Regions from separate parts of the Mus musculus genome. Here region 2 is linked to region 1. A link is a loop called in an ENCODE intact Hi-C map of the cell type or tissue named here. Cell type or tissue: gastrocnemius. All regions are shown on one strand.

Evidence for each region. A loop is a pair of places that touch in the nucleus more often than their neighbours do. Peaks named below come from ENCODE experiments on the same cell type or tissue, not always from the same donor. Only the 100,000 strongest peaks of a DNase experiment are listed, where the experiment ranks them.
Region 2: a loop joins it to region 1, with 1.8 times the contacts of the local background. A loop is called at or near these places in 7 of 42 quality-filtered maps.

What each region holds. Positions count from the first base shown.
Region 1 is chr11:4,740,400-4,748,399 of GRCm38, forward strand. It overlaps Cabp7 (calcium binding protein 7), which reads right to left and starts at 6,780. Exons shown (of 5, transcript NM_138948.4): 1 at 6,220-6,780; 2 at 1-113. The coding sequence starts at 6,328. Gm35102 (a long non-coding RNA gene) reads left to right here and starts at 5,427. Exons shown (of 4, transcript XR_003949631.1): 1 at 5,427-6,179; 2 at 6,919-7,086; 3 at 7,373-7,425; 4 at 7,530-8,000. In gastrocnemius, no CTCF peak of the experiment used is centred here; DNase peaks (open chromatin) are centred at 4,432, 5,802 and 6,489; H3K4me3 peaks cover 1,660 bases.
Region 2 is chr11:4,817,252-4,825,251 of GRCm38, forward strand. Nf2 (neurofibromin 2) reads right to left here. Exons shown (of 17, transcript NM_001252250.1): 2 at 3,117-3,242; 3 at 1,254-1,376. Among named protein-coding and RNA genes, the nearest start is that of Nf2, 28 kb to the right of the region's middle. In gastrocnemius, CTCF peaks have their summits at 4,447 (motif pointing left) and 5,422 (motif pointing right); no DNase peak of the experiment used is centred here.

The DNA.
Region 1 (8,000 bases):
CAGCTCCACCTCGTTGGGCATGTAACCCAGGGAGCGCATGGCTGTTCCCAGCTCCTGCTTAGAGATGAAGCCGTTGCCATCCCGGTCGAATACCTTGAAGGCCTCTCGGATCTCTGCGGAGGAACAGAGAAGCTGAAACCGGCCCTGTCCCCAGCAACCTATAGGCCTGTTGAGAGCCAGTCATAGGGTATCCAGGACACACTCTTGAGCTGTGATCTAGGGTCTCTGGGCAGACAGGGAAGAGGAGATGAAGGTACATCTGGCCTGAGACAGTGACCGTGCTTGGGTCTGTCAGCCTCCCTGCCGTGCTCAGGGCTACACCATGCGGTGGGCGCAGGGAGAGCACCAGACCCGCTGGCCAGGTTAGCTGCTGGAGGCTCCCTATGATCATGTGGCACCATCGTGCCTCATCCCCTTCCCGCTGGACTTCCTGTTCCGGTCAGGCAGCACTAACTCATGGTGGGATGACAGAAGACTGAGGCCTGAGGGCCAGAGGGATTCTGCACTTGGACCTGGGGAACAATGCACTTGATTTAGACTTTGGGACCAAATAACACAGTATATGCTCTTAGGCCAACCTTAGTCTTATGCACAGCAAATGGGTGATATGTGGGAGCACCACTAAAGCAAACACAGCAGGAACCTTTCACCTTTGCCCTGCCTGTCTCTCTGCTGTCCTCACAAACCCAGCAGGATCCTAAAGAGCATTCCCCTAGAGGGACAGATTGCAGTCCTTAGCTCCAGCCCCCGTGGGCAACTTGTTCACTTGCCACCTTCATGGCCGTTGCCTGAATTGTACCCTGGGTAGAATTTCACTCAGCAGGGCAAAGTCAAGGTAGGGGTGTGTGTGTGTGTGTGTGTGTGTGTGTGAAAGAGAGAGAGATATAAAGACAGATGAAGTGCTCCACACTGCAGACCTACAAGGGTTTAGGAGGGCAGGAGGCCAGCCTGGTTCAGTGAGAATTCAGGGCAATTACACTATCCTATTGGTTACACTATCCCAAGCCTTAGGGCTCCATAAGCCCTGAAATGGCTTGTAAGGGGCCTATACTTTGAGAAGAGGGAGTGCAGGCCAGCCTGTTGGCCCTGCCACAGAGTAAAAACCATGGCCCTGATCCTTGTCTGGCTCTTCATGTAGGATCACACATGATGAGGTCTTGAGGTCAGAGTCCCACTGTCCGGCTGGGGTAGACATTACCCACACGTGCCTCAGGCAAGTTGTAGGGTCTGTTTTTTGAATTAGGAGCGTCAGGGCAAGGAAAGTGCTGGGCTGGTAGATCTGAGTCAGACCCAGGGGTTGCAGAAAACCTTGGACCCTAGCAGCTCTAGGCCAAGGACCACCCAGCATTTTCCTGGGCCCTGAAAGAGGCGATGTGCCCCTTGTGGCCAGAAATGAAGACCTGGCAGCAGCCAGGGCTGCTGGGGAGAACCCGGAGCTGCTGTGGGAAGTCCATTTGCCTGAAGCATCTGGATAGTGCAGAGGTGTGCTTAAGTTCCCTCTCTCCCGCGCTCTTTCTCCTCTCTCCTTCTTTCTCCCCTCTCTCCCTACTCTTATTTCTAACCAGTGCTGTCACCTTTCTGGACTGGTGTCCAGGGAGCCCCTCAAGCCCAGAGGACACCAAGACTGCTTTGTACCTGCAGCTTTGTCTGTCCTCATGTCAAACTCAAATGTAGCCCAGACCCCCAGCTGAAGGACTCTGTCGCTCTGCCCCTGCCTGGCCTTGCCTGTTCTCTGGTTGCCCATCCCACCACACTCCTGCTCTTTCCCTCGAGTGGATTGTGCTGAGACCGAGTGGGTCTTGTCCACAGAGTCCCCATCACCGAGAACAGGACCTGTCCTTGAAAGGATAAACGTGCTCAAAGGACTGAATGTGAGAGCACTCCAAGGAAGGCTCAAACAGATGTCTCCACACCTCACAGAAGAGAGAATTGGAGCCACGGGTCGGTCTGAGGAACTTCAGAGTCAGAAACTGTACCCCTTGGAGTCTGAGGCCCGTAAGGGAGCCCTGCCTAGATATGAGGAAGGAAGCCGAAGTCCTAGATACAGTGGGGATGCTATGGAAGCCACTCTCTGCTTTGTGCTGAGGCCTGAGCTACACTTCCCACCTTGGCAGGTTTCAGGGTGACTCTCCAATTGTGGGGCTGCCTCAATGCCCTTTTCCAAGGGCCCTGAGGAAAATGCACCAGGCAGGAGAGACAATAATGAGCAAGTGAATCGTGGGATGTATGCTCAGGGGACAGGCTCCAAGACAGCTGTGTGAGTACCAAAGACGTTTCTCAGGCAGGGCTGACCTCCCTCCCAAGGCTGCTGGGTAAATCCACAGCTGGCCACTCTCCATCTGTGCATCCCCCTCCCCCCTTCCAGCACACCTAGCTCACATAGTGCTTCAGAACACTATCCCAGCCCACTCCATCCATCTGCCTACAAGAGGTCCAGTTCAGGCATCGTCTTCTCAGCCAGAGAAGTATTCTGATATCCCAGACCCAGGTTTGAATCCCAGCTCTGGTGTGATGTTGCTGTTTACTTATGCAATGGAACTTTCTGCAATGATTAAGTGAGAAGAATCACCCAAGGTGAGCCTTGTAAATCAGACCATCTCTGATGGCAGTGCGGGAGGAAGGGGAAGTCTGGGGCAAGCCTGGGTGGGATGCCTCACTGGCCTGCCTGATAGCTGGGACCAGAACTCAAAGCCCGGCCTTGAATTCTGTCTGGTTCTCCTGCTCAGCAGCCAAGCGACCTGGGCAAGACACTTATTTCCCTCTGAATCTCTGATGCCTCGGCTGTGAAGTAGGATGAAATCTTGTTCCATGGCTGAGGTCTAGCCTCTGCTAAGGGCCCCACGGGGGGTGGGTGTCAGGATGCCCTGTCACTGTATGCCGTAGACAATCACTACTAGATGTATTCCCCGAAAGCCTTGCTCCCTCGCGGCCCCATGAGGGAGGCCAGGCAAAACTTGTGCTTCATCTTGGCATGGGGATGTCTGGCCTGGAAATGGGCTGGCAGGGCCTCTAGGTTTCCAGGCTGATCTTGTCCCCTACCTTCCGTTTTTAACATGAGATTCCCAGACCCTCCCAACTTGTGGAGCTGCACTGGGACTGACGTCTTCTGCAGACCCAAAAGGATGCAGCACTGAGCCGGAGAGTTTGAGTCTGGACAGAGAGGGAACACTGGAAGGGGCAGTAGTCACCCTCTATGGTGGCTGCCATTCTCCGCAGCATTGGCTCTGCGCCCCAATCCTCCATCCTTGAATTTCTGGCCTGTGCAGAGGCAGCTGCCGGGCTTGGGATTCAGGAAGCAAGGGCAGAAAAGGGGGCTCCCCAGTGGTCCCCAACTGGCCACCCTCAACAGAGGCTCCTCATTCCATTCCAGAACCCAGCCTTGTGTCTAGCTGCTTCTCTCTTTCAGGAAGCCAGTCCCATCCCTGCCTTTGCATGCTGGACCCTACTGTCTAGGTGAGCACACTGTCTCAGTGTTGCTGGAGGTCCCCACTTGGATGCATTTTAGAAAGTGGTTATGTTCCAGCCATGGTGTGATATATTCAGGAGGAATGTGGGAGCACCCTTGCCTCTCGTACATGGGGCTGGGTGGGCCTCCAAGTTAACTCTGCCTAGCCCACTCTGCCTAGCCCCTTCCTCTCTAGGACCTCAAGTTCTGCAGTCCTGGTCCTCAGCTTGCCTCCTTGGCCCAATACTCATGCCCTTTGCTGCCCTGCTGCGAAGCCTGCTTCAAGCTCGTGAGTCTGGAGTGCTCTTCCTACATTTGGGTCCTCAGCCCCCATGGCCAGGCCCTGTGCTGAGTACTCCCACAGCATTCTCGGCCACCATCCGTCCAGGTGACAACAGTGCCATCCGTCCGGGTGACAACAGTGCCAATCCCCTTTTATTGATGGGGAAAGCAAGACTCTGAGAGGCGAACTCTGAGAGGGAGAGTCCAAGTTCACTCCCTGAGCCCAGGGTGTAGAGACTCGAACCCAGTACTGCCTGACTCTTCTCCTCTCACCCCCACATTCTACTCTTCCCTTGCTGCTTCTGGTCCTCCTCCCCCATGCAGACTGACCGCCCCCTGGATTTCTGCAGCAGGCAGCACGAGGTGTCTGCAGCATTTCACCCCAGGTCACCGACTCCCTTGTCTAGTCTATGGGCTGCTTCACTGATCCCTTCCAGCCAACAGGGCCTGGGTCTTACCCAGACTGCCCGGGGACAGGAAGAGTAGTGTGTACTGGAGAAGTTAAGGAACCAAAAGTGGCATCTGTATGAAGGACAGCCGCTCTGCACCCAGCCCTGGCATTCAAGACCCACTGCAGGGAGCCCAGAACCTGGTTTTCAGCCAAGGAGGGGTCTGGAGAACTTACTGCCTTAATGTGTAGATGCCCATAGGCATCTGCTGGCTCTGTGCCCTCCACCTGCCAGTCACAGGGATGGCCCTGTCCTTCAGGTGCCCCCTGCACCAGGGCCCCTCCTCTAGTCCAAAGGGGACCAGAGAGAAGCAGGGAGTGTATTTGATGTGATGGTGACTAACAGCACTGGGCTTCTGCCAGCATGACCACGGGATGGCTCGGAGGGAGCGTGGGCCTCCTTGCCCTTGCATTGCCCACCCTGGCGCTTCTCACCCCTGCACGACTGTCTCTCTCAGCTTCTCGATAGCCTGACTGGGGATCCAGTGAGACCTGGAGTCATGGGGCCAGGTTATGTGGGGGGTGCTGGGAGCAGGGGAAAGGAGGCTGGATCTCTCTGGGGAGACATGCCGCCTCTGTCCCAAGAGTGGAGAGAAAGGGGTGGATGGACGCTTCTGCGTGGCTCAGAATTAAAGGCAGTAAAGGAAAGGGAAACTGGCCTGCGCCCTGCACCCCTCCCGGGCCCCATCTCTTCCCCTCAACCTGGAGGAGGCTCTGCTTTGGTCCAGACAGGACAGGACCTGGGGTTTCCGGGGTATAGACTAAGCACACATCCTTCCATCTGTGCCTCCACTGTTGGGGCTGAGAGCCCCTCTGCGACTTTTCCTGCTTCTGAGTTCATGGGGGGTGTGGGAAGTGGGTGTCTGGTGGACTGTGGTGCAGTGAGCATGGCAGTTGCACCCTTTCTCTCTCTCTCCACTGTCTACTCGCCCAAAATTTGCCCCAGACCAGGCCTGGGCTGAGGACAGACTTCCCGAATGGCTTCCCCTGGGCTCCCACTAGTATCCTTTCCTATGTTGGTCACTCCAACTCACTCCTATGAGCCCAAGTGGGACCCCAAAGCTGAGACCCCTTGACTACAGAGACCGGAGACAGGCCCATCATCTGGGTAATCTCAACCCCTCCCCCAGCAGCCGACAAACACCCTAAGGGACCAAGACTCCCATCAGCTCAGAGTCTCCGACTCCACTCCATATGGGGCCTCAAGAGGCCTGGGGGGAGGGGAATCTTGAGCACACCCCCGCCCCCAATCTCAGCAGAGAAAAAGCTAGGAAGGCCCCAGGGGTCTCACTGCGCCCCAGGACACTCAATCCAGGAACCCCAGCCTCGGCCTGCTGCTCTGATCTTCAATAGCCAACTGCCTGCGTGCGGTCCCTATTCCCGAAAGGCACGGGGACTAGGGTCGGGGGGAGGTTTAGGTTCCGGCCTCTGCCTTTCCTTCCAGGCTTTTGCTATCGCGACCGAGCCTCCCAATCCGGCCACTTGTTGTCGCCAACGCCTCCCAGCTGCCTCGGCAGCGCACGGGTGGGGGGTCCCTCGCAGGGCCGCAGAAGGGGATGGGGGTAGCCCTGCACCCAGCAAGAGCGGGGCAGTCGCCCTCTCTCCCCTTCTCCCACTGCCGGAGCAGATTGGATTCTCAACGCGACACGAGCGGAATGTCAATAGGAGCGCAGAGCCACGGGCGGGCGCCGCGGAAGGGATCAGGATGCGGACGCTCCGGTGGCGGGCGCGGGGGGCAACAGCTCGGACTCTCCACTTCAGCCCCCGCCGCCTTGCCGCACCGTCACCGCCGGCCACGCGGCCCAGTGACCCCGCTGCGGGGCCCCGCAAGTTTCCGCAGCGCTGGGGGCCACGCGGGCAGGGGCCGGGCTGCTCCTGCGCCGCGGCGACCCCCACCGCGGCGCCCGGGGCCACCCGGCCGTCCCGCCTCCCGCGTAGCCGCTCATCCGAGTCGCGCAGCAGGGTCCCGGGCTCCCCGGGCCAGCGCGGCACCAGGGCGCACAGGTAGGAGGGCTCGTGGCAGGGGTCCCGGCAGGGCACTCACCCTCTAGCTCGTCCTCAGGGATATCCACCGGGCGCTGCTCCGACAGCAGGTTGGGCACGGTGTAGATGCCCCGGTACATCAACGCCGCCGTCACCGGGTGGAACGGCATCTTGGAGGCTCCGCGCCCGCCCGCCCGCCGCAAACTTTGAGGCCGGGGCTCATGGGCCGCCGGCGGCCCCGGGGGCGGCTGGAGCGGGCGGTGCGCGCGGTGCGGCGCGCAGTGGCGGCGGCGAGGCAATGGGCACCCGTCCGGGACCTAGCGCCCCTGCGCCCCGGGCTGTCGGGCCATGCCGCCGGCTCCTTCGTTGGGATCCCGGCCGGGGGCTCGCAGGGATGGCGGGGGCGGCGCCGCTCCGGCCTCTTGGCTCGGACCGCTGCGCGCTGCGCTCCCTCCGCGCGCTCCGCGTTGCTCGCCGCCCGCTCGTCCGCTCGCTGGTGCGGCTGCCCGACCCGCCGCTCCGGCTCCCGCCGCTGCCGCCACCGCCGCCGCCGCCACCGCCGCCGCCGCCACCGCCGCCGCCGCCGCCGCCTGCACTCCTCACTCGCTCGCTCGCTTGCTCTGTGCGGCGCTCGCCGCGCTCCCGCCTCCCCCGCCCGCCCCTCCCGCCCCCGCCCCTTCCCGCTGCCGGCCCCTGAGCGGCCACCCCAAGCCCTCCCGGGCGCCTTCTCTGGTTCTCCCCGACTCTGCTTTTCCCCCAGTCTGCTTCGGATTGCTGTCTCCCGCACCCCACGTTAGCAGCCAGCAGGACCCGGGTGGTGTGGACCAGGGGTGGAGCCGTTCCTTGTACCCCCTATCCCACCTGCCTCCACTAACCCTCCCCCAGCGAGAGCGGAGAGCTGAGAACTAACGACTAGAGACCCAGAAAGGTGAGGTTGCTCCAGGCGCGAGGGTCCTCAGGACCAGTAATCCTCAAGTTGGTGCCAGGAGAGGCTCCAAGGTGGGGAAACTGAGGCTTAGAAAAGGACATTGGCCAAGGTCACCAGGCAGGGCCAGCAGGCAGAGGCCAAGCACAGATCTGCAGGAGACTCCGCTGGCCTGTGGCTGACACCAGCAGTTGACTTGATCCCACAAAGGGCTGTTGTCCTGGCTCCTTCCTGAGCCCTTGCCTCTCAGTTTGCAGAGCAGGAGCCAAGGTCTGTCTCATGTCCCCAGGGGCCATGAGGAGGAGGCAGACGACCCAGAGCCTGTTGGTCACATGGCTGCAGGTTAGACCTTCCTCCGGTCCTTAGCATGTGTTCTATGGGGGTGGGGGTAGGTGTCTGGAGGGGGGGGCAGCATGTGCATGCGTTTCTCTTCATCTTTCGTTCAGGACACTGTGAAGATACGTTTTCAAACCCACTTGCAGATGAGAGTGTTTGAACTGTGCACGGCCACCTACATGTGAGCTGTGAGCTGGCAGCGAAGGGCAGAAGCCCGGAAGCAGGTGTGGGCAGGTGCGAAGGCCCTTGGGCTGGGAGTGCTATGCGTATCCGAGCACAGATGTGTGTGTCTCCGTGTACAATTATGGGATCTGGTGAGCCCCTGGCCTGGGTGGGCCTCAGCTGGCCTCAGTCTCATTCCTGGAACCCTCATCTGAACTATCTCCCTGCCCCCTTGGGTCCAATCAGCCAAAGGCCCCAGCAGGAAAGCTGATTGCCACAGCCTGGCCATGCCCTTCCCTGGCTGATTACATTTTTCTGCTTGTTTCTGCTTTTGTCGCTGATTAATCATAGCCCTGTCTTGGCGCCGGGAGAGAGGGGCTCAGTGAGAGACAACACCCCCAGCCACCCTGGGCCAAGGC
Region 2 (8,000 bases), 77 kb after region 1:
ATACAGAGCTACAGCCCAACCCCTAAAGAATCTTTATGTGGCTTCGGTCACACATATAATTCCCCCAGGCTTTAAAGCCAAGAAAAACTGAAAGCTGAGCTGTCCTGAAGCAGTGAAACCTTTAAATCTCCTAGTTTCTTTACAAAGAGATAAAGAAGCAGCCATAACACAGAAACAATCTGAAAGGGCTACCTTTTAACCTAACACACACACAGATCTCTTTGGTGAAACTATCTGGCCAGGCATGGGGGCACACATACTATAATCCCAGCACTTGAAAAGCTGAGGGAGAAAGATCTTAAGCTCAAGGCCAGCCTTGGCTATGTAGTGAGATTCTCTTCTCCAACAAAACAAGACAACATTTGGAGGGTAATATTACATTTCACATACTGTATCATGAACACAATACACGGAGATTCCACAGTACAAGGATTAGGTAAAAGCCAGATATAATTCTGGGAAACCAATGTAATCAATGGCCCGTAACTATCCTCTACATCATAGACAGTGGGCATCTTCAGGAGCTTAGGCAGCTTGGGCATCAGTCACTACAGACAGCCAGGAAACTGAGGGGCTCTCTGGCTATAACAAAGCAAGGCTCCCATCCTTAAACCAACAACCTTACTGTGCTTCTAGGTGGTCAACCTGTAATTCTGGAACACCTATTATTTCTTCAGTTTGATTGAACAATAACTTACTTAAGAATACCAACTGCATATTCAGTGAGCCTCTCTTTAAGGGGCTTGCACTCTAATAAAAGAGGAAATGAAATATATACCCAGAGTAGCACAGAGCAGGTTGTCTGAAACACCTTAGGAGTGGGACATGCCAAGGGTCATTGCCATTCAGAATTCCTGCCTCAATGACCCAGATCTTGAACTTTAAAGGAACTTTTTGCTAAGTCTCTGAGGCTTTTCTTTATACTGTCAGAGAACTTTTAAGTTAGCTAGAAGAAACAGGGATGCATCTTCACTAAGGATTTATACTGGGTTACTCTATTGTTCATCATCACACCTCTGCAATTTCATCTGACACCAATTCTCACTGCTTGGGTAAAGTTCTATTCTGAAGACTTTTTTCTATTACTGAGCCAAAGGACTGACTATTTGGAGGCAGAACATTTTCTGCAGTGTGGAAGTGTTTGTGGTCAACTCCAAGGGGTTCACCTGGTCTGCTTCTGAAACCATACCTGGACTGGTCCTCTTAATACGGTAGGGGTGGTTGGGAGGGGGAGATAGCATGGGCTAGTGTACCTGTAAGAAAAATAAGTGTTGCGTGATCTCTTGAACTAGCTCCTCCTCAGCATTTTCAGGATAAAATTTGGCCAGGAAGTGAAAGGTAACTGGTTCTTCCTTCGAAACATCATGATCCAACACCTGCAGAATTGCAGAGCAGAAGACATGCTGTGCTGGCCCCTTCTATTACCTTCAAAGCGTGCTTTGCAGGGAAGGTAGACAATCCCTTCCCGTTACATTCTTCCCATTTCCTAAAGGCTGTGTGTGTTATACAATTGGAAGCACTCACAGAGCCATCCATAGCAGGATATAATATCCACTTCATGCAGGGGTTCTGAACCAAATCAATCAATAACCCACAGGGTGAGCGGAGCCACAGTGACAGCACCAGGATTCTCAAAGCCACAGAAAATGGTTACAAGCTAGAATCTAAAACTCCAAGATCCTGGGCATATCGTTTATGGAAGACTGAAATAACTACATCTACCTTTATTCTTTTTTTTCTTACTGCCCACTCTAATAGGTTTCACTGGAACACAGCTTAAACAGATCATTTACATGTTATGAATACTAGAAGTGAAACATATCCATCACGGCAATGCTTTGTTCCCGGAATCTTCCAGAGATGTCCACAAAATGCTTGCAGTGCAGTAAATAACCCATTGCCTTTAATCTTCTAACAATCCTACCCATCCCCTGAAAAGCTCGGACCATCTGGTCCCCAGAGTGAATTCCATTTCAGGACATAAACATGCTACCAGGCTCCATTAACATGTGTCATAATTTATTTCCTTTGAGCAGCAGGTTCTATGACTCCTGATGCCCCCAATCTAATATCCATTTGGCTAACACTCAGGTATGATTTAAAATTCACTTTGCTGAGAATCATAAAAAGATACAGAAAGCTTTACTGTTGCTGATATATAACTCTCTACATGCCTGCCCAAATTCCTGTGGCTGTCCTCAAGGGATTTAAAATAAACCTAATCTAGGTGGCCCTCCTAGACACTGGTTCTTTGTGGCACTGAGTTTCTAATCACTGGAGTGACCATTTGAAACTGACAACCAACAGGAGTTCTAAGCATGAAGGAGTTCACCATGTACATGCTGTGAACACAATTTGAATACCTTACTTAGTAAGACAAGAGACTTTTGTTGGTCATCATATTATGCGGTAGATAACTTCAGGGGTAACATTGATAGGGGAAACAACATTTAGGGTCAGCGTTAGATGTGAACTAACTTTGGGAATCAGGGGTCCTTGGGCTTTGTTCTCCAGCTGTCTTCAGTGTCAGGTGGCCAGGAAAATGGATGGGCATGTCTTTTTGTGAGGATATGAACCCCTTAGAAGGCAGCTTCCTTAAGTCATATCCATTTCCAAATCTTCAATTTGCTAGAAACCTAGATTCCATGTGCTTTAGAACCCTGAGGAGGAAAAGCCTCCGTCATCGCCAGCTCTTTATTCCTTAGCAATGGTTAAGTCAGTTGGATCCTCATGTTCTCAAAGGCTAGTTAAAAAACAAAAACCAACTCTAAAGAATATGAGGCCTAGGAAAATCTCTCACAGATGTACACCGTTGTTGTTGTTGTTGTTGTTGTTGTTCTGAAGTATACAAAGATAGTGGAAATGTCCTGGGGAACCCTGCTTGTCTGGGAAGTCTGTGGAGGCTAGGAATGCCTGACTATAGGATCTGCTTTCTACATACATGACTTCATTTAAAAAATTGTTCCCTTTTTTGCCATGTCCCTGTGACACCTCAACAATGAGCAAATAAGATAAGTGAAGCTAAGTGCGTGCTCGGGAAAACAAACAAACAAACAAACAAACAAACCCAGAAAGCACAAGCCTCCCCCACCGGTTTCCCTGAGATCTAGCCCAACCTTCTTGTCCATTTTGAGCCAGGCCACCGTGTCCTTGATTGTATACTGCAGTCCAAAGAACCAGGTTTCCCGAAGCCCCAGTGTCCGGCACACCAAATCAAACAGGTCCTTCCCCTTCCATTTCATCTGCAATATAACAAACCAACAGGCAGGGATGTTGTAAGCAAAAATCGCAATGGGCTCACACACACAATTGTTCTCAGCACTCTCCTCTGTCACCAAAATGGCTGATGAACACTGAATTCCCAAATAATTTTAATGCTTCCCACACAAAACCATGAGTGGGAAAATACCAATTACAGCTTAATGGCTTAATTGCTGCGGAGCACACACAATATCTCCTTGGACAGTTCCATACAGATTTCAATATCCCTGAAGCTGCTAATTTAGGAAACCTGGTAAATAAGCAGCCTCATTTAGGAGAGTCAAGCCTCCAGAATTAGCCCAGGAAGATGGCTAGTTGGTGAGACACTAATTCCCTTGAGATTTTTTTGTTGATTTTTTTTTTTAATCGTGACTCTGTCTTTTGATAAAAGGTAAGAATTTTTTTACTTAAAAAAAACAAAACAAAACAGTATTGAGCCGGGCGTGGTGGTGCGCGCCTTTAATCCCAGTACTGGGGAGGCAGAGGCAGGCAGATTTCTGAGTTCGAGGCCAGCCTGATCTACAAAGTAAGTTCCAGGACAGCCAGGGCTACACAGAGAAACCCTGTCTTGGAAAAACAAACAAACAGTATTACTAAGAAAAAATTAAATATATGGAAACTGTACCCAAAGTCACAAACTGTAGAACAGAAAAACAATGAGTCAATAGGCCAATTGCAGGCCTCTGTCAGGATGCTTGGCTAGACCCAAGCAGTTACTCATGTCACAAAGAACAATTCTAAATGTTCAGTGTCCTAACCCACACAATAAAAAACCACAAATATCAGTACCCCCAGAGCTCGTGTCTCTAGCTGCATATGTAGCAGAAGATGGCCTGGTCGGCCATCATTGGGAGGAGAGGCCCTTGGTCTTGCAAAGATCATATGCCCCAGTACAGGGAATGCCAGGGCCAGGAAGCAGGAGTGGGTGAGTTGGGGAGCAGGGCGGGGGGTTGGGTTATAGGGGGCTTTTGGGATAGCATTTGAAATGTAAATGAAGAAAATATCTAATAAAAAGCACACAAAAATACTATAATATGTCTATTCCATAGTCGCACTTTCAAAAGGACTTAAAGAATCTCTGCTAAACCTTTTCTCTGCTACTCAATGGTGTAGCTGGAAAAAGCAAGCTAAGACGTCTTCATTAGGATAAGAGGATGCAGGGCGGCTGAGTAAATGTTGCCACCTAGTGGCTTTACGTTAACTAGGTTTTTCCTATATTACTTCTTAGCTACTGTTTGATGGCTACCCACCCCAACTACCCCATGCATGAGATAAACATTCAACAACACTTGAGTACAGTTATGATCATATGAAACACATGTATGACCAACCAAGGTTCAACTGTAAGGGAGAGATGAAGCCACCTGAGTGCAGAAGCATCTGCTTCTTTCCCACCCCCATTAGAAACCTTTACCCACCAGGGACACAGCTCAGTCAGTAAAGTGCTTGTCTCACTAGCATGAGAGCCCATGGTTGTGGTGGCCCAACCTTGTAATCCCAGCACTGAAGGAGTGGAGTAGAGTGTGTGTGTGTGTGTGTGGGGGGGGGGGGGTTAAGGGGTAGAGCTCACTTGCCTAATAAAAGAACTCCAGGCCCCAGTAAGAATCTAGCTTAAAGGGGGGGGGGGGGGTCCACGAAATTGCTCTCTGAGTAAGGGCTCTTGCTGTTGTCAAGTCTGAACACCTCCAACCTGAATTCAATCCATATGGTAGAGGAAGAGAACTGCCTGCCCAGATTGCCCTCTGACCCACAAACCATGGCACGCACTCAAATAGAGAAAGAAAGAAAGGAGGGGGAGGGGGGAGGAGGAGGGGGAGGGGAGAGAAAAGGAGGAAGGGAGGGAGGGAGGAAAATTAGAAGCACAAACAAGGTGAACAGCTCCTGAGGAAGCAGAGGCTGACCTCGATGCTTGTGTCAGGTGTGTGTCATGGTGAGTATGTGGAGCTCAAAGGACAACATGGTGGAAGTGGTTCTCTCCTTAGAGCTCTCTATGGCTCTGAAGAGCAAATCTGAGTAGACAGCTTTACCCACCAGCCATCTTTTTTTTTTTTTTAAGATTTATTTATTCATTTTATGTATATAAGTACACCACCATTGCTCTGTCCAGACACACCAGAAGAGGGCACCAGATCCCATTACAGATAGTTGTGAGCCACCATGTGGTTGTTGGAAGAGCAGTCAGTGCTCTTAACCACTGAGCCATTTCTCCAGCCCCGCACCAGCCATCTTGCCTACCTCTACCACCAGCCGAGTGCCTACCCAGCACTCGGGAGGCAGAGGCAGGCGAATTTCTGAGTTCAAGGCCAGCCTGGTCTATAGAGTGAGGTCCAGGATAGCCAGGGCTACACAGAGAAACCCTGTCTTGGGAAACAAAAATGTTCTTTTGGAGAACTGGAAGCTTCAGAATGCCAATTGTCCGCTTGTCTCTATTTTAAGCAGGACACGGTATATGAACTATAGATGCCTACCTTGCCACAAGATAACGTGCCACTAAAAAACAGGCATTAACTTGAAGAAGTTAAGTATCTAAGGACCAAGAGGATCAGGACATCACTTCCGATCCAGCCTCACTCACAGGCATAGCCAGGTCAGGCCTTGGCACAGGGCTGCCAAGAAGCAGGATGAGCAGCAGAGGGAGAGCTGTAAGGAAAGCTTCCGGGCAGTGAACGAGGCTGCATCCTGGAGAGCTGCAAACCTTAACATAATACTGCATTACTGAGGGTTCTGTATGCTCCTCTACTTGTTTGTTTTTAAAAATGCAGACCTATTTTTGTTAAATGCAAAAAGACAATGCGTTTGCCCCCATGGAGCTTGCAATAAAGTAAAAAGAGGAACAATTCTCAGAACAATTCAGAATGCCCTACTTACATTTTTTTCCTACTTATATTTTAACATCAGCTATCAGAACTGGAAATGTGCCTCAGTCCTCACCCCCTGTGAATCCACGCTCTCAGTGTTGTTGATTTTGTTTGTTTTGTTTTGGTTTTGGTTTTTCGAGACAGGGTTTCTCTGTGTAGCCCTGGCTGTCCTGGAACTCACTCTGTAGACCAGGCTGGCCTCGAACTCAGAAATCTGCCTGCCTCTGCCTCCCAAGTGCTGGGATTAAAGGTGTGCACCACCACGCCCGGCCCACGATCTCAGTGTTAACTTGAGTAAACCGAGTCGCCAATTATCTGACCCCCCTTTTCATGATAGGCAAACCTAGTCTCACAAACACACTTTCCCAGCTCTGCAATCACTCAATCTTTTGTCCCTACCTTGGCCAGTAAGTGAGCAATACTGAAACAGAAGCCCTTCCCAGCAGAGTCATATAGCTCATTTATTGCTCTGTGAGATCAGAGTCCATTTTCCAACAAGTACTATAGAGCATACCAGAGTATGCTCAGCCACACACCGAGGCTATACAATGATGGAAAGAGGCTGTTTGTGGGAGAAAGAGGCAAGAACTCAGGGCAGAAGAGAGCTGAAGAACAGCTGAGGTTCAGTGATGGAGGAAGGAACTCTATCTTAAAACAACAAAACAAAAGCTACCACCATCACCAATAACAACAAAACCACCACCACCAAAAACCACAATCGTATCCGATGAGGCTAAAACTGACAGCCAGCCTCAGGAGTGGGTGTGTGCTGGAGCAGGTGGCTCACTTCAGCCTTTGGCTTTGAGGACTCATCTGCTTTCTGCCTGTACTCTACTGGGTAAGGAAAAGTTGCCGGGAAGGAACAGTTGCAGTCTGGACAAGAGCACAGAGCAGACTTCTCCTGTCATCAAGAAGGCAGTAGGATGCATACACTAGCAAGATTTTGCTGAAAGGACCCAGATATAGCTCTCTCTTGTGAGACTATGCCGGGGCCTAGCAAACACAGAAGTGGATGATCACAGTCAGCTATTGGATGGGTCACAGGGCCCCCAATGGAGGAGCTAGAGAAATTACCCAAGGAGCTAAAGGGAACTGCAACCCTATAGGTGGAACAACAATATGAACTAACCAGTACCCGGGAGCTCTTGTCTTTAGCTGCATATGTATCAAAAGATGGCCTAGTCGGCCATCACTGGAAAGAGAGGCCCATTGGACTTGCAAACTTTATATGCCCCAGTACAGGGGAACGCCAGGGCCAAAAAGGGGGAGTGGGTGGGTAGGGGATTGGGGGGGTGGATATGGGGGACCTTTGGGATAGCATTGAAAATGTAAACGAGGAAAATACCTAATAAAAAAAAAAAAGGCAGTAGGAGAGAAATAGCCTGGGACTGGAAAGGAGGCAGCCCCAGAACAACATTTAAACAGGCTAGAAGGAGAAAAATTTAAAAAGGACACCTACCTTCATTTCCAGCGTGAACACCTGGTATCGCAGGGAAAAGAGAGAAGGAACACAGAAAAAGCAACACGTTTGGGGGAAAGAGATGAGCAACTGAGTTTTAGACAAGCTGCCTAAAGAAAGCAAGTACCCTGGTAGTATGTACCTTTAATCCCAGCTTGGAACGCCAAAGCAGGCAGATCTCTGAGTTCAAAACCAGCCTGGTCTAGATGGTAAGTTCCAAGTCAACCAAGTCTACCTTGTCTCAAAAACAAAACCAAAACCAAAACCCACAGCAAGCAAGGTAGAGATGCCTTAAAGACATTTAAGCTTCAAGCTCTCTGGGCTAGGAGCTGGCTCAGCTGCATGTGCCACAAAGCTAAAGACCCCAGTTCCTTCTCTGGGACAACAAGGTAGGTGTGATGGTTTGTATATGCTTGACCCAG